Linked DNA regions of Homo sapiens: regions 1, 2 and 4 are each linked to region 3. Evidence: chromatin contacts called from ENCODE Hi-C or POLR2A ChIA-PET data. All regions are on one chromosome and are shown on one strand. The core of a region is the stretch at or near the end of the contact, and the rest is flanking DNA. Distances in the headings are between cores, read along the strand shown.

Region 1 (7,216 bases), core at 2,546-5,045, 1.5 Mb after region 3:
CTTTCCCTTGCTTGTAGGGCTACTGGTTCTGCTACTTCTTTGATCAACATTGAAGTCAGATATCTTTAATAGCCATACAGTGTTTTCTTCCTTATGCTTAGTAAATTAGTTGTATCGGTCAGGATAATAGGGGTTTACAACAATAAAAAAAATGCATTTTTACATATTTGCATGCTGCTTATCACAAGTAGGCTATGGATCTCTCCCATGCTTCAGGACCTAGGCCAATGAAACACCCCTCCCTAAACCACTGATCCTCTCAAGGCAGAGAGGAAAGGAACATGGTGGAACCACCCCATGGCTCTTAAAGCTTCTGCTTAAATATGGCATTCATATTTCATGGGTACTCTAAATCATATCACCAAGCATAACATCCATGGGGCAGAATGCATAATTCCCCCACAGAAGAGCAGCAAATATTTTAATACAATCAGTCTCATTTTAGTGCTCATCTTTATATAGTTAATGGTTTTCAATTATGCTGCTCATTTTTGCTTTATGTTCAGGGGCTGTTTTACTGACACCACATTGTTGGTTTATGTGCTTAGAGATGTAATGTGGAAGGAGTCATAATATTCAGCTTTGTTTAGAATTTATCTCACAAAATACATTACTTTAAAATTATAACTAAAAATATTCTGGAAAATATCACCCAATTATTTGTTTAAAAATCATCCTAATTTAGATATTCACTTTTAATGTATGCTAGCCACTTTTTGTAAACCAACAAACCACAGAAGCACCCTTGTTCAGAACATTTCAAAATCAAGAAGGTAATTCTTTAGAATGTCAGTCAGTAGCATTTATTGGAGAGTGAATTTAATCAAAAGTACATTTATTTCATAGTACTATCCATAGTTTATATTTTCAGTTTCCATTTCCCAGTAATTCAGAGAAATTACAGTCAGTTCTAATGATCAATAATATATGTCATCATTACAGTTGCTTTGATTAAGGAAACAGAAGATACACTGTAATGTAAAGACCTCTATAATGCACCAGTTCTTGTAGATAGTACTTTGTTTCTTCACAGTGAATGGAAATTAGACATTTCAGAACATTAGAACACTACATTAGCCACAAAATAATGTACTATTGCATTGACAGTATATTGGCCATAGGTGAAATTATTCCCTCTAATTCTACAATAACTTCATAATTAAAAAAAAAAAAAAAGTATCCTGCAGAGCAGGTCTTTCACTACATAAAGGAATTTGTGAGGTCTTGAACATTTCCTTAATTTTATCTGTGACACAGAGGCCCCCTCGTGGTGGCATCTAGGCATTTGCAGTGACTATTTCTAAAGAAGAGTTTCAGGCTGACTGGCATAAACAGGGCCTTTCAGGTGGAGTGAGGCTTGGATCAGTTCAAATTTCTGAGGCTCTTGGCATATGTAAAAATTACCAAAAATAAGTCTAATAAAGATAGAATATATTGCGGTGTATTTTAAATTTTTTAGCATGTACAAATGCAGTGGAATATAATTTTATCCTTTAAATAGAGAGAAAAGGTCAAAAATATTAATTCAAAGTTTATAGATGGAGGTGACATGTATTCATAGAACCAGGTTTAAAGGTGCACACCGAGCAGCTTCCAGGGAAGTCAGTTAATCTTTGTGATAGTGGTGGGCTCTTCTCATTAACTACAATTTTAAATTTGAGTTCTGCTGTTGATGGGGGATTAAGCCAAGTGTTCCTCCTTCCCAACCAGTCCAATTCCGTGCCTCAGCTCCTCGGCTCCCCACTCCACCCTGCTTATTCTTGTGAACAGATAAATCATCTCAAATGAGGACTCTAAGAGGAAAAAATGGATATTCAGCATAGGACAGAGCTTGCACTGTTTCCTTTTTTTCCCTCCTATGTTACCCTTGGTTCAGTAGTAATCATGAAAAGTAAAAATAAAAATTGAGAAAGTGTTTTGGACAAGAAGTGGAATATGATAGGCAATGTCTTTAATCTTCCATGGTGAGAGTGTGACTTGAGGTCTTCATTAACCTTACAGAATACTCAGGTACATAGCCAAAGATTTTGAGTTAGAAGGTTGTTTTGGTCCTGTGAAACTGAATTTGAATATCCACTCCAGGGTATCCTGTATCCTGGGTCAGTTTGGCATATATCACCTTGCCTACAAATTAGAATCAACTGGGGAACTTTGTAATTCTGATTCCCAGAACACGCCTCTGACTAATTCAATCAGAATTTCTCAGAAAGGCTCCAGGAATCTCCTACAAATTCTAATACGCTGCTGATTTGAGAAACACTGGGCTGGAAAACAGAAAGGTCACAGGAGTGTCCCCATCAGGCTAAGACAACCAGGGACACACCTGAAATTCCACAAAGTTAGATTTCTTAATTCATTGCCATGAAGGGCTTGCACACAGAGGAACTGTGAGTGCCTCGGTAAACAAAAGCAAAGATGGAGTTATTTGAGTACACAGGAGGAGGGTGGACGCTAGTGTTTTGATAGGCTGAAAGCAAAGCAGAGCTGTGTATAAAGGGGTCAACATCAGGTCTGCAATGCAAAGTGGACCCAGAGTTTTCCTTCCTTGGCAAACAGGAATGTTGAGATAGATATGCAGTGTTGTATCCAGAAACCCTTTATCTGAAGCTCTGCAACTGGGTAGAAATCAAGAATGCTTTTCTGTGTCAAAATGACTTAGATCTTCCCGGCAAGAAAAGAATACGTCTTTCTCACAGATATGATTTCAGGCAGTAAGGTTTCTGATAATCCATGATTTGGGAGAACAAAAATGTCTCAGTGTATAAGAAAGCAGCAGTCACTCAAAGAAGGGGACATATTATAGCTGCAATATGTGCTTGGAGGAAACACTGATTCCTGTTAACTTTGCAGGTGGCTTCATCAGTGTCTGTTATTCCAGCTTGATGAATGGTGGGCCAGATTTTTACAGTCTGAGCTAATTTTTTTACCTTCTCAGACATGGCAACTATCCCCACAAAGTTGCTTCCAATAAGAAATATAGGGCACAAAAAGAGGATCCCAATAACATGTCAGTGTGTAGATGTTATTCATGAATTAATTCAGTGAAGATGTATTGAGTGCCTACTATGTGCTGGGTTCTGTGCAGGGAACTGAAAATTCACTGATGAACACTACTCAATCCTCAGCTCTCAAGAAACTTACAAACTGGTTGGAGAAAAGCACAAATAAATAGGCAATTACAACAGTGTATAGAAATGTTATAGCTGGATTTAAAATAGAGTTCCACAGACAATTAATCCAGTCCGGGGTATTCAGAGACTGAAAAAATATTATCAGACATTATGGAAGAGAGAGAAATGGTGGGGAGTTGGGTGTAGGGAAAGGGGTAGAAAGGTGGAAGTAAAAGAAAAAGGACTTTGAAAATATAATCATCTGGCTTCTAATCCAGGTTCTACTGCTGTAACTCAGAAAGAGTTTTCTCGCTTGTAAAGTAAGGAAAACAAAACAGAAACATTCACTGAGTGCCAGACAGAGTTCTAAGTAATAGGAATATATCAATTAAAAAAAGAGACAAGCACCCTGGAAATTAAATCAGGTGTTTATTTGCAGAAAGTAAATAAAAATGATAACTAGTAAGTAAATTATTTACTATGTTAGGTAATCAATGTCGAGAGGTAGTGGGGAGAGAATGCTAGCAGAGGAGTCCTGGGAGAGGCGGAGGGAATTGAGGACTCGTTGTGACATCTGTCAAAATGTGTAGGCAGTACGGGGCATTCTGGTGAGGTTAGATCACAGAAGTCATGCTTAGTTAAGCTAAGAGGGAATCCCCTGGCCTGTGTCAGCCACAATTTTGACCTTACTCAATATTTCCCTGTTCTTCTGACTTCAGAAAGGCTGACTTTGTACCTTAGATAAACTTCTTATTCTATAGCACAGTTTTGGACTTCTCATTGAGAACATTTCTGAAAAAGCCATCAGACAGCAGTTGACATTTCTTGCAAATACTGGTAGCAGTTGAACAGTTTAGGCAAAGCCCTGGTTTGCTTATAATGTTCTAAATTTCCGTTAGATGTTCTTCCCCTTTCTTTCATGCCCTACTTCAACCAAAAGCTGATTAAAACATGGTCCTCAACACCCACTCTTTCACCCCTAACCCTCATAACCAGAACAATGTGTAAGATATTTGGCTTGTCACATTCACTAGGATGGAGAGGCATTTTGTTCATTTGGTGGACAAGGTCAGGGATGCTGAATGGTCTGCAATTTATGAGCCAGTGCATGTTAATTTTTTGAAAACGGATTTCTTTCACAATGCCAATAACATCTCATTAAGAAACACTGGATTAGAAAAACAAAACTTTATCCAAAAGATTTAGCTATTTTGAAAATTAGATTATAATGTGCTCAAAGCCTACCTACCTCATTTGTTAAGGTATTTCTATTTTAGTCTAAAATACTTCAGAAGGGTGAGGCATGGTAATGCCTGTAATCCCAGAACTCTGAGAGGCCAAGGAAGGTGGATTGCTTGAGCCGACGAGTTCGAGACTAGCCTGGGCAACATGGTGAAACTCCATCTCTATAAAAAATACAAAAATTAGCCAGGTGTAAAGGCCTGCACCTGTATTCCCAGCTATTTAGAAGGCTGAAGTGGGAGGATCACTTGAGCCTGGGAGGCCAAAGCTACAGTGAGCCGTGACATCATGCCACTGAGCTCCAGTCTGGGCAACAGAGTGAAACCCTGTGTGAAAAAAATTAATTAATTAATTAATTAATTAATAATAATAAAATACTTCAGAATATACAAGGAAATATGTATGTGTTCATTTAAGCTACATTTTAGTGATAGTCAATTGCTGTAATCAAGAATTTACACTCCAGATGCTGTAAGTATCTAATCAAGATGACTATGGACATAGGTTTTGGTAATTCAAATAATAAATGTTACAAGATTTTATTTATAAAATTTGATGCTTAATAATTAGCAAAATGGTGACTGTAATGGTTTTTTCAATAGTGAAATTGGTGTTATTAAAAATGTATAGATTCTAAATGGTAGTGCATTCTTGCGCTTCCATGATATGAAATAAACACATGAATAATGATGTTCAAAGTTTAATTGCTAAATGGTCCTGAATATAGAACACGGTTAAATGAACTATGGTAAACTATCACTTTGCTCTTAGGTATATATTGGGACTACAGTCTAATTGATATGAAAATTTTAATATATGCATATAATAGAATATTATACATTAATGAGAATGAACCATTGCCACACACAGCAAAATGGATGAATTTCAGCAACATAAAGTTGAATAAAAAGTCAAACATAAAAGAATATATACTGCAAAATTTCATTTTAACCAATTTCAGAAATTGATTATACTAAAATTAATTGTGCTATGGTTATGAAATAGGATATTATACAGTCATTAAAACATTCGAAGACATTAAAAACTCATAATTTAATAAGACAGTAATTTTAAAAACTGTATATATAATATATGACTCCCATTCTGGGAAATAAAATACATGTATACGTTGCTAGGAGCATAAGAAAGGTGTGCAGAGAGGTATCAATCAGGGTCTCAATGAGAAATATAGTGATATACTCAAATTAGAATAATAAAAGGAGGCTTTATTTTAAAAAGGGGAGAGCAGGATGTAGGGGAACTGCAAGGAATAACACAGTTACTCCAAACAACAAGAGAGCTATTACCACCCTTAGACTTGAAGAGACAAGAAGAAGACCAGTTACCAAAGCACAGGAGAGAGTTGGCTAGAGGTGGCCTTCTTGAGAGGAGCAGTGGTTGCAGGCCAGGGACACAGCCAGGCCAAGATGAGCACAGGGAGGAAAAGGGGAATGGTATAATTCACTCTCCTTCCTCCTGTCTGTCTTCTGCTGGGGCTTTGCATTAGCAAAAGCGAACAAGGCATCTCTGATGTGGTCCATACAGGTTGGCTCACCAGACAGAGAAATGGGTATGCAAAGGTATGGGTGTGTCTATCAATACTGAGGGTGTTCAGGGGCAGGTCTCAATCCAAGTGGCACAGATTACACATGGGATTGATTTCCTGGATTATCTTAAGAGAGGAGATGCTGCAGGGATGATCAATTGTTTTCTCTATGTACCTTTTTATTGCTTTACTGTAACAACAATATGTGCAGTATTTGTTTTAATTCTGGGGGAAAAATGTATCTGTGTTGTGAAGAGGTGTGTATATGTGGCTGTGAGTGAATGTATGTGAGTGTATGTGTGAGAGAGAGAAAGAAAGACGGGAGGGTTATGACAGGGAGTGTTTTAATGAGATTGTATATGTGCAGGTGAAGTGGTAACGGTAAAGTGAGATGTCGTGTGTGTGTGTGCATGTGTCTGTGGGGGAGGCATATTAATGAGTGTATGCGTATATGAAATGTGGAGGTGGGGTATATGTGAACGAGGACATTTGTGAGAGTGTACAAGTGGATCTGAAACTATATGTGTGTGAGGGGTGTGTGTGTGTGCACATGTATTTATGTATGTGAATAGGTGTGTTTCTGTGAGAGAGTTGGGAGCTGGGTGTGCAGGAGGGGTGTGTTTGTGACAGCATATGTGAGGTGCACAAGTGGACCCGAAACAGTGCTGATAAAGGGTAGGCCTGTGTGTTTGAGGGTGCATTTGTGAGAGGTGTGTGGCAGGGATGTGTGTGATGGGACATACATATTAGCATGTGTGCATGCAGGTGAACACATATGTGAGTGTCCTTAGATACATCTATACCGATAGAAATAGAAATATTTTCTTCCAGAAAAAAAGAAAAACTAGAAGAAATTATGCCAAAAATGTTAATAATAGTAATCTCTAATGACAGGATAAGAAGCAACTTTCATTTTCTTTACTTTTTTGTTCGATTGTAATCAGGAAAACAATGAACATTTTAGTCTGTTTTCTTTGCCCCAAGAATACATGAAAATACATATTGTACCTTTTTGGCAGCATGTAAAAAATCTTGACTAATAAAATATTCCTTTATGGGACTATGTTTGAAAATGGGAATCGCCTTTTTTGATATATACCTGAATAGATATCTAAATCCCTGGTTAATTTGTAGAAGGAAGTCTTGCGTTTAAATTTGAAAGAGATTAAAACATTTAATTTTGTAATATAACTCAATTAATTCCTAGGTATTCAATAACTGAAACTAATTGCTACCGATGTTTTCAAGCCAACGACCTAATGGTTTTTGCATTAATGAGTCAGTGAAACTAGTTCAATGTCCCATTTATATCCAACTG
Region 2 (6,673 bases), core at 2,544-5,043, 1.5 Mb before region 3:
GGTGGGGACACAGAGCCAAACCATATCAGTATATAAGACTGGGCCAGGTGCAGTGGCTCACACCTGTAATCCTACCACTTTGGGAGGCCGAGGTGGGTGGATCATTTGAGGTCAGGAGTTAGAGACCAGCTTGACCAACATGATGAAACCCTGTCTTTACTAAAAGTACAAAAATTAGCCAGGCATGGTGGTGGATGCCTGTAATCCCAGCTACTTGGAAGGCTGAAGCAGGAGAATTGCTTGAACCTGGCAGGCAGAGGTTGCAGTGAGCTGAGATTTCGCCAATGTATCCCAGCCTGGGTGACAGAGCAAGCCTCCATCTCAAAAAAAAAAAAAAAAAAAAGTATACAAGACTGATCTGTAGTGTTGTATGATGTATGATCTGTATTTCATTGATTTTTATTGTTGTATGAATATATTTCAATTTATCCATTTTCTTTACAGTTAACATTCAGATTGTTTACAGTGGTTTTTGTTTTGTTTTGTTTTTGGGACAGCATCTTGCTCTGTCGCCCAGGCTGGTCTTGAACTCCTGGCCTCGAACTCCTGGTCTCAAGCAATACTCCTTCCTTGTCCTCCCAAAGTGTTGGGATTACAGGCATGAGCCACTGTGCCTGGCCTTCTGCGGTTTTTTGATTATTCTCTGCTTTGTGGTATACAGATATTGCTGAAAATGTCGAAAAGGCCTGCAGATACCCCTTTGGGTAACAGTGATAAGAAAAAGAGGAAGCATTTATGTTTATCTGTGGCACAGAAAGTCAACCTTAGAGAAGTTGGACAGCAGTATAAGTGTGAAAATCTTACAAAAGAGTATGGGATTGGAATGACCACCATATATGATTTGAAGAAACAGAAGGAAAAACTGTTGAAGGTTTATGCTGAAAGTGATGAACAGAAGTTAATGAAAAGTAAAAAAACAAAACCAAAAAAACCCTCCCAGCACTTTGGGAGGCCGAGATGGGTAGATCACGAGGTCAGGAGTTCGAGACCAGCCTCACCAAGATGGTGAAACCCCGTCTCTACTAAGAATACAAAAAATAGCCAAATGTGGTGGTGCACAACTGTAATCTCAGCTACTCAGGAGGCTGAGGCAGAAGAATCGCTTGAACCTGGGAGGCGGAGGTTGCAGTGAGCCGAGATGGCGCCACTGCACTCCAGCCTGGGTGACAGAGCAAGACTCCGTCTCAAAAACAAAAAACAAAACAACCCCCCCCCCAAAAAAAACTACGTAAAGCTAAAAAAGAAAATCTCAATCATGTATTGAAAGCATAAATTCATAAGCATCATAGTGAACACATGCCACGTGATGGTATGCTGATCATGAAACAAAGATCTATTGCAATGAACTAAAAATTGAAGGGAATTGTGCATATTCAACTGGCTGGTTGCATAAATTTAAGAAAAGACAGGGTGTTACATTTTTAAAAAATCTGTGGCAATAAAGCATCTGCTGATCACAAAGCAGTGGAGAAATGTGTTGATGAATTTGCCAATATTTTCACTCATGAAAATCTGACACTAGACCAAGTCTACAAGATTGCTGAAACATCACTGTTTTGGTGTTATTTGCCCCAGATAGATACTAACTATGGCTGATGAGCTAGCCCATAAAGGAATTAAGGATGGGAAGGATGGAATAACAGTGCCGGCATGTGCTAATGCAGCAGGCATCCATAAATGTAAACTTGCTGTGATAGGCAAAAGCTTATATCCATACTGTTTTCAAGGAGTGAATTTCTTTCCATGCCATTATTCTGCTAACAAAAAGGCATGGATCAGCAGGGAAATCTTTTCTGATTGGTTTCACTTTTTTTTTGTTTTTGTTTTTTTTTCCTGAGACAAGGCCTCTCAAAGTGCTGGGATTATAGGCATGTGCCACCATGCTCAGTCCTATTTTGGGTCTTCAAAAATATTTCCATTCTGGATATCTATTCCTTTATAAGAAACCACTCCAATACTTATTACCTTAACAGAGCAATCATTTAATTATGTTCACGCTACTGTGGGTCAGGAAATTTGGACAGGCCTTGACTGAGTGATTTTTCTGCTCTCCCAGGTGTTGAATGGGGTCAACAAAGCTAGTGAAATTCCATCAGTTGCTGGATGGGATCTGAGATGGCTTCATTTACATGCATGGTGCCTGGTGGAGATGGCTATAAGGCTGGTCTCAGATGACCACCTCCCTGGCTTTACATGGTGCTCCAAGAGAGCAAGACAGGAGCTGCCAGTCTTCTTAAAGCTTAGGTCTGGAGTTGGCATAGTATCACTTCCATTGTATTCTTTGATCAAATCAGTCATAGGCCAGTCCAGGTTCAAGGGAGGAGTTTCAAAGCATATGCAGTCATTTTAGATCTGGTATATTTCTGAGATAGAGTATTTTCATGTAAATAAATATTCCTAAAGAAAACAATCTCACAAAGAAGTTACAGTCTCCTGACTTAAGTCTCATTTAAACTCAAGGAAGGCTTCAAATGCCAAAAAAAAAAAAAAGCAAAAGTTAAGAGGAATGTAATATAAAAGACACGTACAACTTTTTATGTCTTATTTACTCATTTATTGATTTATAACACAATGAACATTATAAATTGGTGTAGGTCCTCTAAAATTATGGGCAAAAATTTGTGTGATATGTCTGCTAAGACAAAACCGAGGCACAGTAACTTGCCCTTGGTCACATAAATAGCAGGTGGTGGGGCTGGAGACCTAGCATCCTGGCTTCAGAGGGAACAGTGCAGTGAGGCCCTGTTAATAAGTAACAGTCTGTCTGTAAATTCGGGATAAGAGTAGTCAGTGTCATCATGGGGATAAAATGAGCTAGGCTAGTCCAGAGCTGCACGTACAACAATAGGCGTTTAATAAATACAAGCTGTCAATGCTCAGCCTCTGTTGTATTCCAGGCTGTTCTATCTTTCGCCATAGAAATGTTGGTGTCATAAAGCGCAAGACCCAACAGGGGGTGGATGGGTGAGAATTTCAAAAGTGTAGCTAGAGCCAAAGCTGGAGATACTGCTTTCTCCATTGAACTCTTTATGGTCTAATCTTTCTCTTGAAATCGTACGCAAATGTTTCATTGTATTCCGTGATTCAATTGCTAATCTATTCATATACAACTGGTTTACCCCAAAGCTTTCGGTATCTTTTCTTTTTTTTGAGGCGGAGTTTCGCTCTGTCGCCCAGGCTAAAGGGCAGTAGCTCGATCTCGGCTCACTGCACCACTGCCTCCTGGGTTCAAGCAATTCTCCTGTCTCAGTCTCCCGAGTAGCTGGGACTACAGGCACACGTCACCACCCCCTGGCTAATTTTTGTATTTTTAGTAGAGACGGGGTTTCACCACATTGGTCAGGTGGTCTCGAACTCCTGACCTCAGGTGACCCACCCGCCTCGGCCTCCCAAAGTGCTGGGATTAGAGGGGTGAGCCACCGCGTCCGGCCTCTTGATGAAACCTTATTACAGAATAGATATTTATACATAATATGTAAAACGCACAGCTAAAACATTTATCTTACTAAAGTTGGTAGTAAAAACTTTTCAAAGTTACTATAGGGAAGTGCATTGTCCAGACGTGTAACCGGGAGGTACTTGGGTACCCCGCCTGCCAAGGAAACCAATATCGGATCCCCCTACTTTAGCGCCCCCGCCAAAAACCGAGCTCACACCAAAGCACCGTGGTTCCTCTCGATGTCAGCGGCCCGCCTGCCCTCGGGGCAGCACCTGGGCAGGCGTCGCACCTCCCGCCTCTGGGCGGGACGGAAGCAAAGCTCGCGCCTCCTGACGTCATCACCGCGCGCCACTGTCTTCGCCTTCTTGCACTTCGCGGGAGAAGTTGTTGGCGCGAATGGATCCTGAGCCTCGATAACAGATTCCTCAACCGGCCCACCCGCCAGCCAGCCAGCGCCTTCATCCTGGGGCTGCGATGGTGAGCCGCTGGGGGAGGCCGTGCGGCTCGGGGTCTGGGGGGGCTTTGCAGGCCTGGTGTGGACCGGGCACTCCTGGTATGCAGGGTGGGGGAGGATGGCGGTGGGTGGTTCCGGAGGCTAGCAAAGGCAGAGAAGGGGCCGCACACCGGGCACTGGACGCAAAACTTTCATTGCATCGCGGGCTCTGGCTCTGGGCGGCAGCCAGCGCGCAGGGATTTTGTTGCTACGTGTACTTGCACTTTCCCCCCGCCCCCCACTCTTGGGGGAAGGGAGAAAGGAAGAGAGGAAGGATGGTGGTTTTGGGACGCATTGGTAAAGTTATTTTCTTGTTCGGCGTTGCCCGAACCTCAGTTTGAGTACTGCCTAAAGCGTGGATTTCAAGCTTTGGGTCACGAGGGAGAAGAATGTAACAAACTTTTCTTTCTTAGGGAATATGTTGTGTAGGGCCTTAAACTTTTATCATTAACAGCTCAGCTCGTCTCATCTCCGCTCGTCATTAACGATCACCTGAGCGGTGTTGAGACCGAGGGCATGGAGAGGATATTTTATTTTGTTTAGATGAGTTCATAGGAGTCAAAAGGATAACATGGCTTACTAGGAAAAAGAAGTACAGCGAATAGAAACAGATGCAAGACATTTGACAGCTGTCATCCTCTTACCACCTGATGTTTAAAATCTGAAAAAAACCCAAGCCTCACTGCATAATTCTGGATAAAATGTTCAAACAAATTGAAAGTGAAATGATTATGCAGCCAGCAAAGCAGACATTCCTGATGGTATGGCAATGGATATGGCTCTGTGTTTGAAATATTTTTAAAGGACCATTTAAAATGTTCATTAAGCTAGAAGATACTTAACAATCCGATATAATTTTTTTCAATCATTGGTCAACGTGTCACAGTGACAACATTCTGGGGGGGGGCGGTGAAAATTTTATGCCACACTGGGAAACGTTGCAGGCCTTTGTGTTTCTTCTCAAAAAAGGGCAACAGTAATGATAGTAGCTACCTTGTACCAAGCATCTTCTTTAGGTCAATATGTGAACTGTTGGTTTTCCATGGTTTTTTTTTTTTTTTTTTTTTTTCATTTCAACCCACATCGATGCAGTTTTACAGATGGTGCAAGCACCTTTTTGGAATTTAAACAGTGTATCATATAACTAGTAGGTGGTTGAACTAGAATTAGAATCTTGGTGTTTCTGACCACCATGTTATACTACTTCCCTATAATGATCATCATTACATTTTGGAGGCCAAAGCACTGTGGTATTTTGGAAGCTTGAGACTTGGAGTCTTGAAGATGAAGAACGTGGTAATATTTTAGTTTAATGGTTTATATATTAATTTATAGTTATATTACTATGTTAGTATAGTCTAGTTTAATAGTTACGTGGTCTTGGGCAAGTAAATAGCTTAAGTTTAATCTCTTTAAGCCTCTGTTTCCTTATCTGTAAAAGAGGGGAAAATAATAGCTGCCATAGTGATTGTTTTGGGGATTAAGCAAGATGTATAGGTAAAGCTTCCGTTCTGGTTCTGGTGCCTGGCATGTTAGGCAACTACACAGCTACCAGTGATCTATTTTCTCAGAAAGGACTCTATGGAAAGTTACATAGATTTTAAGAGGCATGGTAGATTCCTCTGTCATTTATGGTGAACATAGCTTGTGTGGTCAACTTTTGATCATTCAGGTGCTTTTACTTTTGGTTCTTTTCTTTCTTTAGTACTCCTGTTCATGGTGCAGATAAAAAATAGACCTCTTCTCAGAAAAGAAATAGGTCAAATTGGTCAGTTTTGTTGTTAGTGGGTAAACATCCTATGAGGTAGATAAGAATTTTGTATTATACTGATATTTAATTTAGCCCTCCAGTCTCTAGTGCAACAATTAGCAAAACCCTAGACTAAAATTGATTCAACAAATGTTTATTGAACACTTGTGCAAAGTTATAAGACAGTAGTTCTTTTTTTTTTTTTTCCCTCAGACTGTGTCGTTGGGTATGAAGGACAGTAGTTCTCAATCTTTGTTTCAGTTACAGTTTCCTTTGATAAATACAGTGAATGATATGCAAATTTTCTGCCCAGAGAAATGCATATGGGCATATACACACCATTTTAAGGGATTGACCTATCTTCTTCTTCTTTTTTTTTTTTTTTTTTTTTTAAAGGCAAGGTCTTGCTCTGTTGCCCAGGCTGGAGTGCAGTGGTGTGATGATAGCTCACTGCCATCTCTAATTCCGGGGTACAAGCGATCCTTCCACCCTGGCCTCCCAAAGCATTGAGATTACAGGCATGAGCCACTGTGCCTGGCCTGTTCACTTATCATCTTCTTCTTCTTCTTCTTTTTTTTTTTTTTTTGAGAGTCTTGCTGTTTTGCCCAGGCTGGAGTGCAGTGTGCAGTCTTGGCTCACTGCAACCTCTGCCTACCAGGTTTAAGCGATTCTTGTGCCTCAGCCTGCCTGGTAGCTGGGAATACAGGTGTGTGCCACCATGTCCAGCTATTTTATTTTTTTATTTTTAGTAGAGATGAAGTTTCACCATGTTGGCCAGGCTGGTCTTGAACTCCTGGCCTCAAGTTGATCCACCTGCCTCAGCCTCTTAAAGTGCCGGGATTACAGGCATGAACCACTGTGCCTGGCCTATTCACTTATCTTCTGAAGCCCATCCATAGACAGCTCTTGCCCTGGGAGCTGCATTGAAAACAAAAATTCCAATTAAAAGTTATCAATAAAGAAATAAAGTACGTGTATTCACACAATGGAA
Region 3 (6,837 bases), core at 474-2,973:
GTTTTGACAAACTGTGCCTTATGGGACACCAGGTCAACACTGCATGACTGCCACCCAACCAGAAATGCTGTCGTGGTGAAAAGGGGAAGCCCCAGCACTCTCAGTGGGGTAGATAACAATAGACTATGACAAGGAGACGCATTTGCAAAATTTTCCTTTGAAAACGTAATGTAATAATTTATAACTACACTAGTGATTTTTTTTCCTATTCTCCTGGTTTGCAAATGGCTGGACAAATCCACAGGAAAGAAATTATTTTAATTATCACCTGATGATTTTATTTCCTGCTTTGAACCACTTAGTCCCTTCCAGGTCTCCTTGCACTCAATAGTGTTAGAATGCTCTACTTGTGTTCACTTCAGAAAATGTCCCCTAAACTCTTTTTTTTTAAGAGATGGGATCTCACTTTGTCACCCAGGCTCCAGTGAGGTGGCACAGTCATAGCTCACTATGGCCTCGAACTCCTGGGCTCAAGTGATCCTCCTGCCTCAGCCTCCCAAGTAGCTGGGACTACAGGTGGGTGCCACCACCCCTAGCTCATTGAAAAAGTTTAGAAGTTTGAACTTGTACAGATAGCTGAGTTTCTTGGGTGTGACCTATTTAAACCAGGTCATTTTTAAATGCTCTTTCAAAGTCTGATTTTATTAATAAATGAAATCATCCCATCATAAGGGAAACAATGAGAAATCTATGAAGGGAAAACATATCCATTAATATGAGGCACCCTGAAAATTAAACTGTTTGGTGGAAGGAACAACCATCACTTTCAATTTCTTTTTAAAGCAACTTCCAGAGAATAAGCTATGTTAAGTAAAATCAAAACAGGAAAAGCCACATCTAGGTGGATTTCAAACGAAATGATACCTCTCTGAAAAAAAAGCAAAAACAAAACCTTAATGCCTGGTGAAGTTTGAGGGGGGTCTCATAATCACAGAGCCATCAGGAAGCGGCTAGAAACAATGAAGCAGGGTTTCAAAATGACTGGTACAGGATGTACCCATAGAAAGAAATGTTGCGCGCACTGGTGGAGCTGCCAAAGTTACTACTGCAAAGTACCCTGAACTTTTAAAGCGTGGCTTGGGGTCACTCTGACCACACTCTTTCCAATCTGGTCGCCTTGCAAACACGCTAGGATAATTGGCGGGAGGGGGGAGGGGAGAGATGCGCGGACCAGTGAGCTGGCGGGGGTTGGGGGAGAAGCCGGCGGAGCTCTCGGGTCGCTAGCAACATTAAGGTTTCGCTTTCGTCCAAGGGCGGCGGGGGTGGGGGGGTAAGGGGGGCAACGAGATGGCAATGAACTTCCTCCCCCGAGAGACCCTGGCCTCGCGTCCGTGGGCGGCCAGATGCCTTCCCCTCCGCGGCCAGGCGGGGCAGGGGCGTGCTGCGGGAGGGGGCGGCCGCGACGCCCCGAGAGGAGCCAGCAGGGTGGCCAGGACGAAGCCCCAGGAAGCGCCTTACCTGTGCCGCGGCGCGCTCAGAGCCCGGGGCCGGGCCGGGACGCGCAGGTGCTTGGGGGCATCCTGGGGACGGCCTGGGCGGGCGGGGAGTCCATCGCACCCGGCTGGCTGCGCTCTTCCCGCCGCGGGGGGACGGGGAGGGGGCTCCCCTCGGCTCGGCGCCCGCCTCTTCTCCACCCAGCTGAGGACACAGCAGGTCCCGCGGCGGCGGCAGCAACAGGCACCGGCGGACGGTGGCGGCACCAGGAGCAGCAGCCGAAGAGGAGGAGGAGGAGGAGGAGGAAGAAGAGGAGGAGAAGGAGGAGGTGTCTGCGCGCGGCTCTGGTTTCCTCCTCCCAGCCTGGGCGAGCGCGCTGGAGGCGAGGGGAAGACAGGAGCCGGGATCTCCCCACTCGGTCCCCGGGGAGCTGGGAGGGGGACTCGGTGTCCTCCTCCTCCCCACTGCGCCGTGTGACTGTGCCTGGGCAGCACGGCCCGGACGGGCGAGTCACACGCGAGCAACAGCTGCTGCACTGCGGGTCCGCCGCGGCCTCCCTCCCCTCCTTGCCACCCCCCGCCCCCAAGCCCGCGGGCCATCCTCAGCCAGTGTCTGTGGGGGGAATAGGGGGGAAGTACTCGGGCCGCCGCCCCATCCAGACCCCTGCGCAGGATCTGGGCACAGCGTTTCCCTGGGGAGCCGGGGGCGCGGGGCCCCGCGCGTGATGCAGGCCCTCGTGGCGGGATGTACAGTCGCACACCCTGTCCTTGGCGGCCTATTTATAGCAGGTGGCACTGCCCGCCGCTTGCTCGGCCTGAGTGGCTCTCAGCAGGTGGCACTGCCTGCCCGCTCTCCGCGCTCCCGAAGGCGCCTCGCCTCATCTGCACCCTCCTCTTCTCCCTCCGAAACAGACGTGGTGGAAACTGCACACAACATGGGGGGCGGGGGCCGGGGGCGACCAAGCCACCTTGCTCTCCCCCGCCTTACCCCTTCTCCCCGTCCTTGGAGGATGGCAAGAGGTGAACTGAGGCACGGATGCCCTATGGGGCGCTGGCATGCGAGGCAGGAAAATCAGGGACTCTGGGAAACAACGAAGGCGAAGTGCCCTCCCGGGATTAAACACCAGGAAACTCCATTTCTAACCAATTGCGGGAGTGACGCAGAGCCTGGATTAGGCGCTTTTTCCTGCCCCGCGAGCCCGGCACACGCGCAGGAACACACACCACACGCACACGCACACCCCAGTGTGCATGCCCCGATCAGGTCTGGGGACATTCCCAGCGGTGATGTAGAGTGCAAGGAAAGACGCGGAGATGTGAAAAGCGGGACAGAGCTCGCTCCCTAAGACTAGGGGATGGCAGTGTGCAAAAAACAGGCGAAGCTCCCAGATCCCTATCCCACCAGGCACAGAGGCGCAACGTCACTCGCAGGGTGGGGAGAGGGATCTGAGAAAAGTAAGAAGCATCACATCCTCTCCAGAGAAGAGTCCGCAGGGAGGGGAGAGCCGGGTGCTCGGAGGAGGCAGTTCCAGACCCCCAGGTGGCATCTTTCTGGATTTTTTTACTTAATGTAGCTGGGGGTGGACTTTAGGGAAGTGGCTGAGCGTTTGAGCTGTACGGTTGGACTTGAATCCAAATCCCAGCAGGTGTGGTTTAGGCAAGGTGCTGGACCTCTGGTCTTCATTGTCTTACCTGCTAAATGGGACCAATACACACCTTACAGGATCTTTGTGAGGACAAAGCAGGAAAGTGTAAGTAAAGTGGCCAGTGCAGTGACACAGACGTACATGGTCCTCAACTAAAAGCAGCAGCTATTATCAATATTACTGTGGCCCAGGAGGCAAATAGAGGGCCAGGTTTCCTCATCGTACCAAGAGCAGTGTCTTCCTTGAAGCCCACTGAGCTTCTTGTAGGCTTTTAGATTAGGGCTGTCTTATGGCATTCCCTGATTTCCCTGGATGCTTACATCCAGGGGAGGTATTTTTAAGTGGACCCAAGAGTTTTATTCACAGCTTGACTTAAAACTCTCACAATAGTGGTAGCTATTCTTTACGGAGGAGTTAGTCGATTTGGGGTATTGTGCTAGATACTGTCCTTATATATTGTTGCTAATTTGCTCAAAAACTCTGCAGGGCAAAGATTGTTAAATCCATTTGACTAAGGAGAAAAGTAAGAGGTTAGTGCCTACAGGGTTAGTGGGTGCTGGAATCTCCAAGATCCAAAGCCCTTTATAATATACTTGCTCTCTGGCCACTGTGTAGCCCTCAGCTCATTCTTTGTCATTGAGTAGTTATTTGTGTGCATAGCCTCAACTCTTTTTTAAGAAATATACAGTCATAAATACTGTAATGAGTAGAATGTTAACTGGGTTATGGAAATTATTCTTTAGGTTACAAGACCAGGTAAACCAGTTAAACCATATTGTTATCACTTGGGTCATATCCCAAATTATTTCATGTTTTTACCTTCAACTCTGTTGTAGAACTCTCTCTCCCTGTCTGCAGTGACCTGCTGCACACATTTACCTCCAGAGTGCTAGGAGGTCGAGAAAGGTACACTAGCATTCATTTCATTGACACTGTAAACTGCTTTTTGTATGTAACCCACCAGAGGATGGTTGAAACTGTTACCTAACAACCCTGCTTGCCAGGCCCTGCTCCTGGGAAAAGGGGTCAGGCCAAGGGGAACAGAGATAATTTGCTGGGCTCTGCTTACAGAACATCCTGGCTAGAGCCCCCTCCCATCCTGCCACTCCACTACCTTTTCTTTCCCTCACTTGCTCACCTCCTCTACCCTCTCTTCACCCTTACCCCTAGTCCCAGAGTACAGGAAGGCTTAAGTACAGGTAGGCAGCCAGGCGGGGTGCCTAACCAGAATACAGATGTAGGAAGTCGATGGGTGGGGCCCAGATGCAGGCCCAGGCCTCATATCTCTCAAAGCATTGACATCCAGCAAGTTCCAGCTCAGAGATTTATAATTTAGTGGCAAATGACCATTTGCCTTGACCCTTACCTAGGTTAGGGAGAGGTCATGGCCTTGTGAGAAGCAGCAATTTCTGCATCACTTTTCCAGCTCCCAGGACAGCTAGCACCCTAAGAATGATGAGGAGGGATTTTACCATACTTTCAACTTCTGGGAAACAGAACTCCCTCTATAGTATGCAATAAGGATTGTTGAAATTCTTTTTAAAATCTATACAGCATTATCTTAGAAATTAGGGGACAGCTTGCTATCAATCTATTTGGCCTTAGGTTTTCTAGCAGTTGTAGAACAAATAGTAAAGGGGACTTTGAAGCAGATGGTGATACCTGGTATGGCAGGATGAAGACTGTCAAATGTGGTTGGGGAGATCCATACTGGCCCAGTGCAGAGTGCAGAAGTAAGAGCTCACCACTCAGCTCTTACCTGCAGGTGCCATTGCTCTAGGAGGGAAGTAGCTCCTTCCCCTTGATATGTGGCCACGTGACTCCCAGGAGAGCTGGTACACACCATGGTAGAAGCGTGGGCCAATGGGGCCTTGGTGATGGCAACAGAGAGCTCCCTCAAGGCCCAGGAAGGTGTTCTGTTGGTCCCTCTTTAAGTCACCGATAACAAAAGCAAGCAGAGAATAGGGCCAAATGCTCCAATGATTCTGCTTCAGCTTCTGATTCTTCTGACGGAGTATGACCCAGGAACACAAGGAGTGTGGAGCTCTTCACCACCATGGGCATTTAGCTGACATCAGCTATGGACCCATTGGCTCAGCGAGTGAAAACCCTGATGCGAAGGCACCGACCATCATGGCTGCTGCACTTTTCCTGTCTGGACAACTTCCGCACCTCCAGCTCTTCCCAAAATCCTGCCATGGATCATTCTTTTAGGGCTTCTCCCATAGACTCTTTCCTAATTTAGCTATTTGCAGCATAATTAGTTATTCATTGCCAAAAGCCAGGAACATTAATATCAGCTTTAAGATGGCTGCAGAGCTCTAGAAAATTGTGAACCATCGATGCTATTAAATCACATGAAAAGCTCAGAGCCTGAAAGAAAACAGAGGCCACTTTACTTTTAAAAAGTTAAGGGAACCATGGGAACCATATATACATCTAGAATTAAAATCTTTCGTTGATGTAGAAAGAAGACCTTTAACAAAATTAATCATCATTAAATCCATCAGTTAGGTATTTAAATGCTCATATTAGTTAGGAATCCAAACTATTGCTATTATATATTTTTACTTAAATTCAAAATGTGCATAATAAGGTAGTGGGTCCATTTCCAAAAAATGGCATCAATAAAGGCAAAAAATAAGACTATACTGGCTAGAACCCTAGGATAGTAAGGTGGTTCACTGGGTATGCTTGTTCCCATTGATTGATAGTGACTTTCTGGAGCCCTGAGTGGACGAGGCTTGTAAGGCAAGTCCATGCTCAGTGGGAAAGGGTGCAAGATTGAGAAGCAGCACCTGCCTCAAGCATGGGAGGAGGCAGCATTGCAACACCAGCGCCAGGTAATTTGCCAACCCTGTCAATCCAAGGCATAACAGTTAGATCTAAAGAGTTTGTGAAGGCTGGGGTGGTGGCTTATCCTATAATCCCAGCACTTTGGGAGGTTGAGGTGGGCTGATCACTTGAGCCCAGGAGTTGGAGATGAGCCTAGGCAACATGACAAAACCTCTATAAAAAAATACAAAAAAAAAAAACTTAGCTGGGCGTGGTGTTGCACACCTGTAGTTCAAGCTACCCAGGAGGCTGAGGTGGGAGGATGGTTTGAGCCCTGGAGGTTGAGGCTGCAGCAAGCTGTGATGACACCACCACACTCCAATCTGGGTGTTGGAGTGAGAAACTGTCTCTAAATAATAATAATAATAACATAGAGTCTGTTAAGTTATGCCCAAATATCTTGTTTTCTTTCTTTTCTTTCTTTCTTTTTCTCTTTCTCTTTCTCTTTCTTTGTCTTCCTCTTTCTTTTTCCTTCCTTCCTTCCTAGCTTTCTTCCTAATTCTTTCTTTCTTTCCTTTGGTTTTGTTTTCTGAGACAGGGTCTGGCTCTGTTGCCCACGCTGGGGTGCCGTGGTGCCTTCGTGGCTCACTGCAGCCTCGACCTCTTGGGCTCAAGCTATCCTCTGCTCAGTGTTCTGAGTAGCTGGGACTACAGGCGCACACCACCACACCCAGCTAATTTTTAAGTGTTTTGTAGACACAGGATTTCGCTGTGTTGCCTAGACTGGTCTCAAACTCCTAAACTCAAGCAATCCACCCACATCGGCCTCCCAGAGCGCTGGGATTACAGACGTGAGCCACTGCGCCCAGTTCCCAAATATCTTAATTAACTATAAGAAATATTCTTCATGACAAGAAAATGAAAATCAAAGTCAGAGACTATATTACATCCAATTGTCTGCAATACTAGATCCCTGAAATTGC
Region 4 (6,929 bases), core at 3,286-5,785, 1.3 Mb before region 3:
AATGCTTCAATTATGCTTAGTATAATGTAGAATGATTTCCTGAAAATGGATAAAGCCTTCACCCTTTACAAAGTTATGTGGAAAGTCACTATTTTCCAACAATTTATTAGAGATGGAAAACTAAAGTAGATACAGGTTTATCTTATCTGCCTATACAAACACTAAGACTTGTTTATAATTTAAAAGAATTGTTTCGTGTGGACTCTAATTCTTTCACACGGTCTGATTTATAATCCTGCCGTAAGGCTTCTCTGTGAGTATATGGGTGTTTATAGATAGAAACTCTAATTCATGCTATATCTCTACATATTTCATAACTACTTATGGCTAAAAAAACAAATCCCTTTGCAAATGGAAGAAGCAAAAGATTCCATCTGATTATAATTTTAAGGCAGTATTTTTTTAATCTTTTAGGCAACAAAACTTGACAGGTTTTTTTAAATCTACTTCTGTACTTACCCAGGTAAGTTAATTTCACTTCTTTTTTGACCATGGCGATCAAAGATTTTCACAATATAATCAGCTCTGAAAGCAATCAGAACATAAAGATATGATTTACTTTTTTTTTTTTTTTTTTTTTTTTTTGAGACAGAGTCTCCCTCTGTTGCCCAGGCTGGAGTGCAGTGGTGTGATCTTGGCTCACTGCAACCTCCACCTCCCAGGTTCAAGCGATTCCCCTGCCTCAGTCTCCTAAGTAGCTGGGATTACAGATGCCTGCCACCATACCTGGCTAATTTTTGTATTTTTGTAGAGATGGCGTTTCACCATGTTGGCCAGGCTGGTCTCAAACTCCTGGCCTCAAGTGATCTGCCTGCCTTGGCCTCCCAAAGTGTTGGGATTATTGGCATGAGCCACTGCACCTGGCCTAAATGTTTCTTTCATTTATCTATGTATATAAAGCTGCCATCCAAATGATTTCAGTGTTTTCTCCTGATAGTTTCAGAATTTGCATAAAAAGTTATTACCAGGGAAAAGGTTCTATGAACTTTCATGTTAATGGAGATGAATATATTCCTTTTCCTGTCATATAACTGTTAGACAAAAACTTTTACTGAGGCCAGGTTCACTTGAACCTGGGAGGCGGAGGTTGCAGCAAGCTGAGATCGTGCCACTGCACTCCATCCTGGGCAACAAAGCTAGACTCCATTTAAAAAAAAAAAACAACAACAAAAAAAACTTCTACTGAGTAGATGGTGTGATTACATGGGCATGCAACCACTGCTTAAAACATTCATTGGTTTCTTACCCTGTTACTGCAAGGTAGTTTCCTGATGTTTTTTGCCAGGCAAACTGTATTGGTGCGCCAAGCCAAGTCTTTTCTAGCAGTGAGAAAATACGCTAAAAAATAAACACAATTTTTAATATTTTCAAAACATACAATCAAGTGTTGATCAGAAAAGGTATCAAAACATGGTCATGAAAACCATGTTTTCATAGGATTCAGGATAGTGAGGATTATGTTAGAGCTTATCTAGAAGTTAACAACAAAAGAAATAAAACAAAATCAACCAACCAACTAAACATACACAACTACTTGGTAAATTACAGATCTCAAGATATAGGAGGGCTTTTATTTTAAATTTTTTTTGGCTTTTTAATGTTTCTGAATGTTAATTTTACAAAAATATGTAATTTTAGTGTTTTGTAGATGTTAAAGACTAAAATAATTGAAGCCTGAATTCAGTTAATTATCTGTGGCACGGATTCCTGGTGATTAAACTGAACAAAAATTGCTATCTTAAACATGATAAAAACACAAAATGTCTTTACTCCTTTCAACATTATTTTCTTCTATTAGTTCCATTAGTTATATTTACATCATCATTAAGTGTTTAACTTGGCTACTGGGTGAATAGTGTTATCAACTGAAAACTCTTTCTTTTCCTTGAAACAATCAAGAAACGTGATGTCCAATATGGAGGCTACAAACCACATGTAGCTATTGAGGACTTGGAATATAAGTAATCCCAACCTAGCTGTGCTGTAAATATAAAATGTATATCAGATTTCAACAACTGGAAAAAGAATGTAAACTATCTCGTTGTTAATTTTTATATTGATTACATGTTGAAATAACATTTTTGATATACTGGGTAAGATAAAATATATTATTAAAATAAATTTTACCTGTTTTCTTAAAAAATTTTAATGGTCAATAAAAATATGAAATTACATTAGCTCACAGTACATTTATATCAGACAGTGTTGATCTAGAACATTTAGGAATATGAGTTTCAGTGAAAAAATTTAGATTTCAATATTAGGTTAAATTATAGATTAAACAATGATGCCCATTTCTAGGCATATGAAATTTAGATACTGTTACACGGGACTTAGTCTGTGCGGCAACACAAAACTCTTACAATGCTCAAAATTAAACACCGCCTGGCCAACATGGCGAAACCTCGTCTCTACTAAAATTACCAAAAAATGAGCTGGGCATGGTGGCGCTTGCTGTAATCCCATCTACTTGGGAGGCTGAGGCACGAGAATCCCTTGAACCCGGGAGGTGGAGGTTGCAGTGAGCCGAGATGGTGCCACTGCACTCCAGCCTGGGTGACAGAGCAAGACTTCGTCTCAAAATAAATAAATTAACAACCAACAACCAAACACAAAGCAGTGAGGTTGTTTATTTTTATTTTTATTTTTTTTTAGACAGCGTCTTGCTCTGTCGCCCAGGCTCTGGAGTGCAGTGGGGCGATCTTGGCTCACTGCAACCTCCGCCTCCTGGGTTCAAGCGATTCTCCTGCCTCAGCCTCCCGAATAGCTGGGATTACAGGCACACGCTACCACGCCCGGCTAATTTTAAAAATATTTTTGGTAGAGACAGGGTTTCACCATGTTGGCCAGGCTGGTGTCGAACTCCTGACCTCAAGTGATCCACCTGCCTCGGCGTCCCAAAGTGCTGGGATTACAGGCGTGAGCCACCGCACCCTGTCCCAATGAGCATTTTACATGCTAAAGAAGAAATTCCCCTCTATTGAAAGTAGAGGTGGGCTATGATCATGGGACATAAAAGTTTTATAGAGCATAAAGAAACTCATGAAGAAAGAATATTTAAAAGCATCTTACTTTTGCAATTTTGTGACCATTTCACCCTGGAACTCCTTCATGCAAGTGAGAAGTCCTTAAACTTGAATTTCATTACCTTCAATGGCTGACTTGCCTCTAGCTGTGATTTCATATTATTTTTTTTCAGTGGAGCTCTATAGATGCTCCACATACCGTGCAGAGGAAAAACTGCTAGTTTCACAACCAAAAAACCAAGACTTAAATTTTGTTTGTAGCTTATTAGCTGTAGGGCTTTAAGTAAGTCGTTTAAATTGCCTCCAGCAAAAAATTCTCAACTGTAAATCATGAATAATAACTCTTCACTTCTAATATTTCATAAATTGTAAAGAGCTTTAGAAATAAAAATGGGAGTTATGATTACTGGTCCGTCAATTCCAATTTCCACACTAATAGCCACGAAGAAGCATGAGGACATCTAAAATAATTTTAAAATTGAGCCTTCCAGCCGGGCGCGGTGGCTCACGCCTGTAATCTCAGCACTTTGGGAGCCCGAGGTCGGGGGATCATGAGGTCAGGAGAGTGACAGCATCCTGGCTAACACGGTGAAACCCCATCTCTACTAAAAATACAAAAAATTAGCTGGGTGTGGTGGCACGCGCCTGTAGTCCCAGCTACTCGGGGGGCTGAGGCAGGAGAATCGCTTGAACCCAGGAGGTGGAGGTTGCAGGGAGCAGAGATTGCGCCACTGCACTCCAGCCTGGGTAACAGAGCGAGACTCAGTAAAAAAAAAAAAAAAAAAAAGCCTTCCATTTCTTTGCCAGAGCAGAGCAAGGGGGGACTGCTCTGATAAATCAGAAAGTGGGGTGAACAAGAAGCCCAAGCCTAGAAACCGTGCGTGCAGAGGATGAGGCACATGAGCGTGAGACCTGAGTTTTCGGGTGCAGATTTCCCGTCAATAATGTACACTCGCTAGCAGGTGATTGGACTGGTCACAGGTAATACATTTTGAAGTTATTCTTTAGGAGGCTTTTCATTCTTTTTAAGGCGCTGGGCAGCTGCGCGGCTTGCCAGAGGCTTAGCCCCAAGAAATGAGGTAGCTCGTGACATCGGACCCAGTCAACTTCACAGCGACCCTCCAAACGCGTTAACTCGACCAGTTCTTTCCGCGTGCGAAGCTGGGGTATCTTTAGATCCAGTCCGCTCATTTCGGCCAGGGAGGGGTTCCCACTTTCTGCACCGCTTCTACGGCGTCTGCAGTCCCCAAAACGAGAGGCCTCTCTCTCCGCCCTCTCCTCTCCTCCTATTTTCTTTCCTTTCTCTCGTCCCTTCAGCTTCGCCCCCGCTCTCTCTGGCCACCTCTCTCTCTCTCTCTCTTCCTCATTTCCAACGAACTCAGAAGGGAGAGGGACAGATATCCTCTTTTAAAAGCGACCAAGGGCCAGTAGTCGCGTTTTCCCGCCCCACCCCGGGAATTTGTAAGTTATTTACCTTCATCTCCACGCTCGAGCCGCTACGCGAACTATGAAGTACGCAGGCGCACCCGGTCTCCACCAAGCAGGCTACCGCGTTCCCGTCACCCAGGAGACCGCGCGAGCAGCGACCAATCAGCGAGTGCTAATTGAAAGGCGGTGCCTCGAGGGGCCGGGCCAAGCGCACCGCCCTCTGCGAGGGTGGGTGAGAGGCGGAGGGTGGAATCACATGACATCAGAGACGCTAACCCTGGGAAGTTGGGCGTCGCGAGGCCTTGCTGAGCCTCGGCTTCCTGGCTGGCTCTGATTGGATGAGATTCGTCCGGGAGAGACGGGCTCTGTGAGCCCTCAAAGGCGCGTGCGTAAATTTTGGACCGCGATGACTAAGATGTCAGTGCTGGCCAAAGGGGGCGCCGAGAAGCTGAAGGAAAGAAGACGCAGAATGTTAGATTAAAGGAGGCAGGATGGGCTAAATACTCCTATACAGTCCACGCAAAGAGGGGTTGGACGAGCTCGGGTATATCTTTTTTTCTTCCAGGTTTCTGGGGTAGAAGGGAGGAGGCATAAGAGGTACAATAGTTTATTTCAAGGTAGGGTTGTTGGTGCTTTTTTTTTTTCAGTTTCACCAAAATCTTTTTTTTTTTTCAATGTCAACAAAATGTGCTAGCTAACGTGGGCAGGAAAAATGAGCTCCAATAGTTTTCCTTTAGAGTTTGGATCTGGCAGCTTTTCCCCAAGTATAAAGCCCTGTTGTACAGTATTTGTGCTGCATTATTTATAGCATGAAAGTGCATCTTTTACCCAAGCGTCTGAAAGTGTTGAAACAGTCTACCTTTTGCTTTTCTTTTCGACATCAGGTAGGAATCTGATTGGCTTAGAGAAAGTTAATCAATGATTTGAAATAACTAATAATGAATGTTTGCAAATTCTTAAGTAGGGTGCTATGCCTTTGCACTGGGGTTTTCAGTTACGTTACGACAGGGGTCCGGATCCAGACCCCAAGAGAGGGTTCTTGGATCGCGCGCAAGAAAGAATTCAGGGCGAGTTCTCAGTGCTGAGAAAAGCAAGTTTATTAAAACACGTAAAGTGGTGAAAGGACAGCTACTCCATAGACAGAGTAGGACATTCCTGAAAGCAAGAGAAGGGACGCATCCACCCTAGGTACAATGCTTGTATATATGGGGAGATGTGCTCTGCTACAAGGGTTTGTGATCAAAGATTAATTTTCTTAATTATTTTGCAGGAATTGATATTATTATCTTTAAAGCAAAATTAGGAATGCCTTTGTTCTCCAGATATCCCGATATCTGGGTCTGTTTTAGTAAACATTATTAATTTATTCCCTTAATCGTAAACATCTAGAGGCGAGGAATGCCCAAATTCTGAGAATTCAGCCCAGCAAGTCTCAGCCTCATTTTCCTAGCCCTCACTCAAAATGGAATCGCTCTGGTTCAAACGCCTCTGACAGTTAGGTTAATTACTTAAATTTTTACTGAAAGATTCCTCTGCTGAAAGGGTAACCATTTAAAAATAGCCAGAGCAATCAGTTCTTAACAAGACCTGCCCTCAGGAGAAAGTATTTTTACCAAAGCCTAGTCTGCTGGGGTTTTATCAGAGCCTAAACTACCTGGGAGAAGGGAAATACTCAACTTCAGCCTCCATAAACCATCCTGTTCCACTTAAGTGTGGGAGATTAAGAAGTATTGGCGGGCGCCTGTAGTCCCAGCTACGCGGGAGGCTGAGGCCGGAGAACGGCGTGAACCCGGGAGGCGGAGCTTGCAGTGAGCGGAGATCGCGCCACTGCACTCCAGCCTGGGCGATAGAGCGAGACTCCGTCAAAAAAAACAGCAAAAAGAAGTATTGGTGGCCAGGCTCAGTGGCTCACGCCTGTAATCTCAGCACTTGGGGAGTTCGAGGTGGGGGGCTCACTTGAGGTCAGGAGTTCAGGACCAGCCTGGCCAACATGGTGAAACCCCGTCTTTACTAAAATACAAAAAATTAGCTGTGCATGGTGGTGGGCACCTGTAGTCCCAGCTGCTCGGGAGGCTGAGGCAGGGGAATCGCTTGAACCCGGGAGGGGGAGGTTGCAGTGAGCCTAGATCGTGCCACTGCACTCCAGCCTGGCGACAGAGCAAGGCAAGACTCTGCTCAAAAAAAAAAAAAAAAAAAAAAAATTAGCCTGGCGTGGTGGCACATGCCTGTAATCCCAGCTACTCGGGAGGCCGAGGCATGAGACTCGCTTGAACCTGGGAGGCAGAGGTTGCAATGAGCCGAGATTGTGCCACTGCACTCCAGCCTGGTGACGGAGCTAGACTTCGTCTCAAAAAAAAAAGGAAGTACTGGTGACTTTTACCATCCACACCGGCTCACTAAAGGCTGAGGCCTAATCATAGGACTATAGAACACTTGCCCTATCCTGTACCTTACCACATACCACTAAAAGACTAC

What was found. A loop is a pair of places that touch in the nucleus more often than their neighbours do. ChIA-PET counts read pairs that join two places held with the same protein, here RNA polymerase II (POLR2A). Pooled maps may share reads with other maps.
Region 1: a pooled map shows a loop between it and region 3 (3-fold over the local background). The contact joins the enhancer-like site here to the promoter of TBC1D1 in region 3. A Hi-C loop is called at or near these places in 1 of 37 single-sample maps with no recorded cell type and 2 of 50 pooled maps. POLR2A ChIA-PET finds 5 or more read pairs at or near these places in 1 of 52 experiments (activated CD4-positive, alpha-beta T cell).
Region 2: a loop to region 3 is called in a pooled map, with 3 times the contacts of the local background. The contact joins the promoter of RFC1 here to the promoter of TBC1D1 in region 3. A Hi-C loop is called at or near these places in 1 of 168 maps with a recorded cell type or tissue (naive thymus-derived CD4-positive, alpha-beta T cell), 1 of 37 single-sample maps with no recorded cell type and 8 of 50 pooled maps.
Region 4: a pooled map shows a loop between it and region 3 (6-fold over the local background). The contact joins the promoter of WDR19 here to the promoter of TBC1D1 in region 3. A Hi-C loop is called at or near these places in 6 of 50 pooled maps.

The regions. Positions count from the first base shown.
Region 1 is chr4:36,345,335-36,352,550 of GRCh38, reverse strand. It overlaps DTHD1 (death domain containing 1), which reads right to left. Exons shown (of 10, transcript NM_001170700.3): 10 at 5,040-7,216. Among named protein-coding and RNA genes, the nearest start is that of DTHD1, 67 kb to the right of the region's middle. RefSeq lists an enhancer at 3,843-3,992. Within about 2 kb of position 3,795, at least 5 of the 41 ENCODE cell types and tissues checked have a DNase peak (open chromatin) inside an H3K27ac peak, as active enhancers do.
Region 2 is chr4:39,363,482-39,370,154 of GRCh38, reverse strand. RFC1 (replication factor C subunit 1) reads left to right here and starts at 3,793. Exons shown (of 25, transcript NM_002913.5): 1 at 3,793-3,916. The coding sequence starts at 3,914. RefSeq lists an enhancer at 3,752-3,871.
Region 3 is chr4:37,885,970-37,892,806 of GRCh38, reverse strand. TBC1D1 (TBC1 domain family member 1) reads right to left here and starts at 1,723. Exons shown (of 22, transcript NM_001396959.1): 1 at 1,459-1,723. RefSeq lists silencers at 116-165, 1,195-1,694, 2,015-2,204 and an enhancer at 286-415.
Region 4 is chr4:39,180,135-39,187,063 of GRCh38, reverse strand. It overlaps WDR19 (WD repeat domain 19), which reads right to left and starts at 4,535. Exons shown (of 37, transcript NM_025132.4): 1 at 4,501-4,535; 2 at 1,247-1,338; 3 at 460-525. The coding sequence starts at 4,506. RefSeq lists enhancers at 3,497-3,566, 4,267-4,416, 4,541-4,835, 4,687-4,866.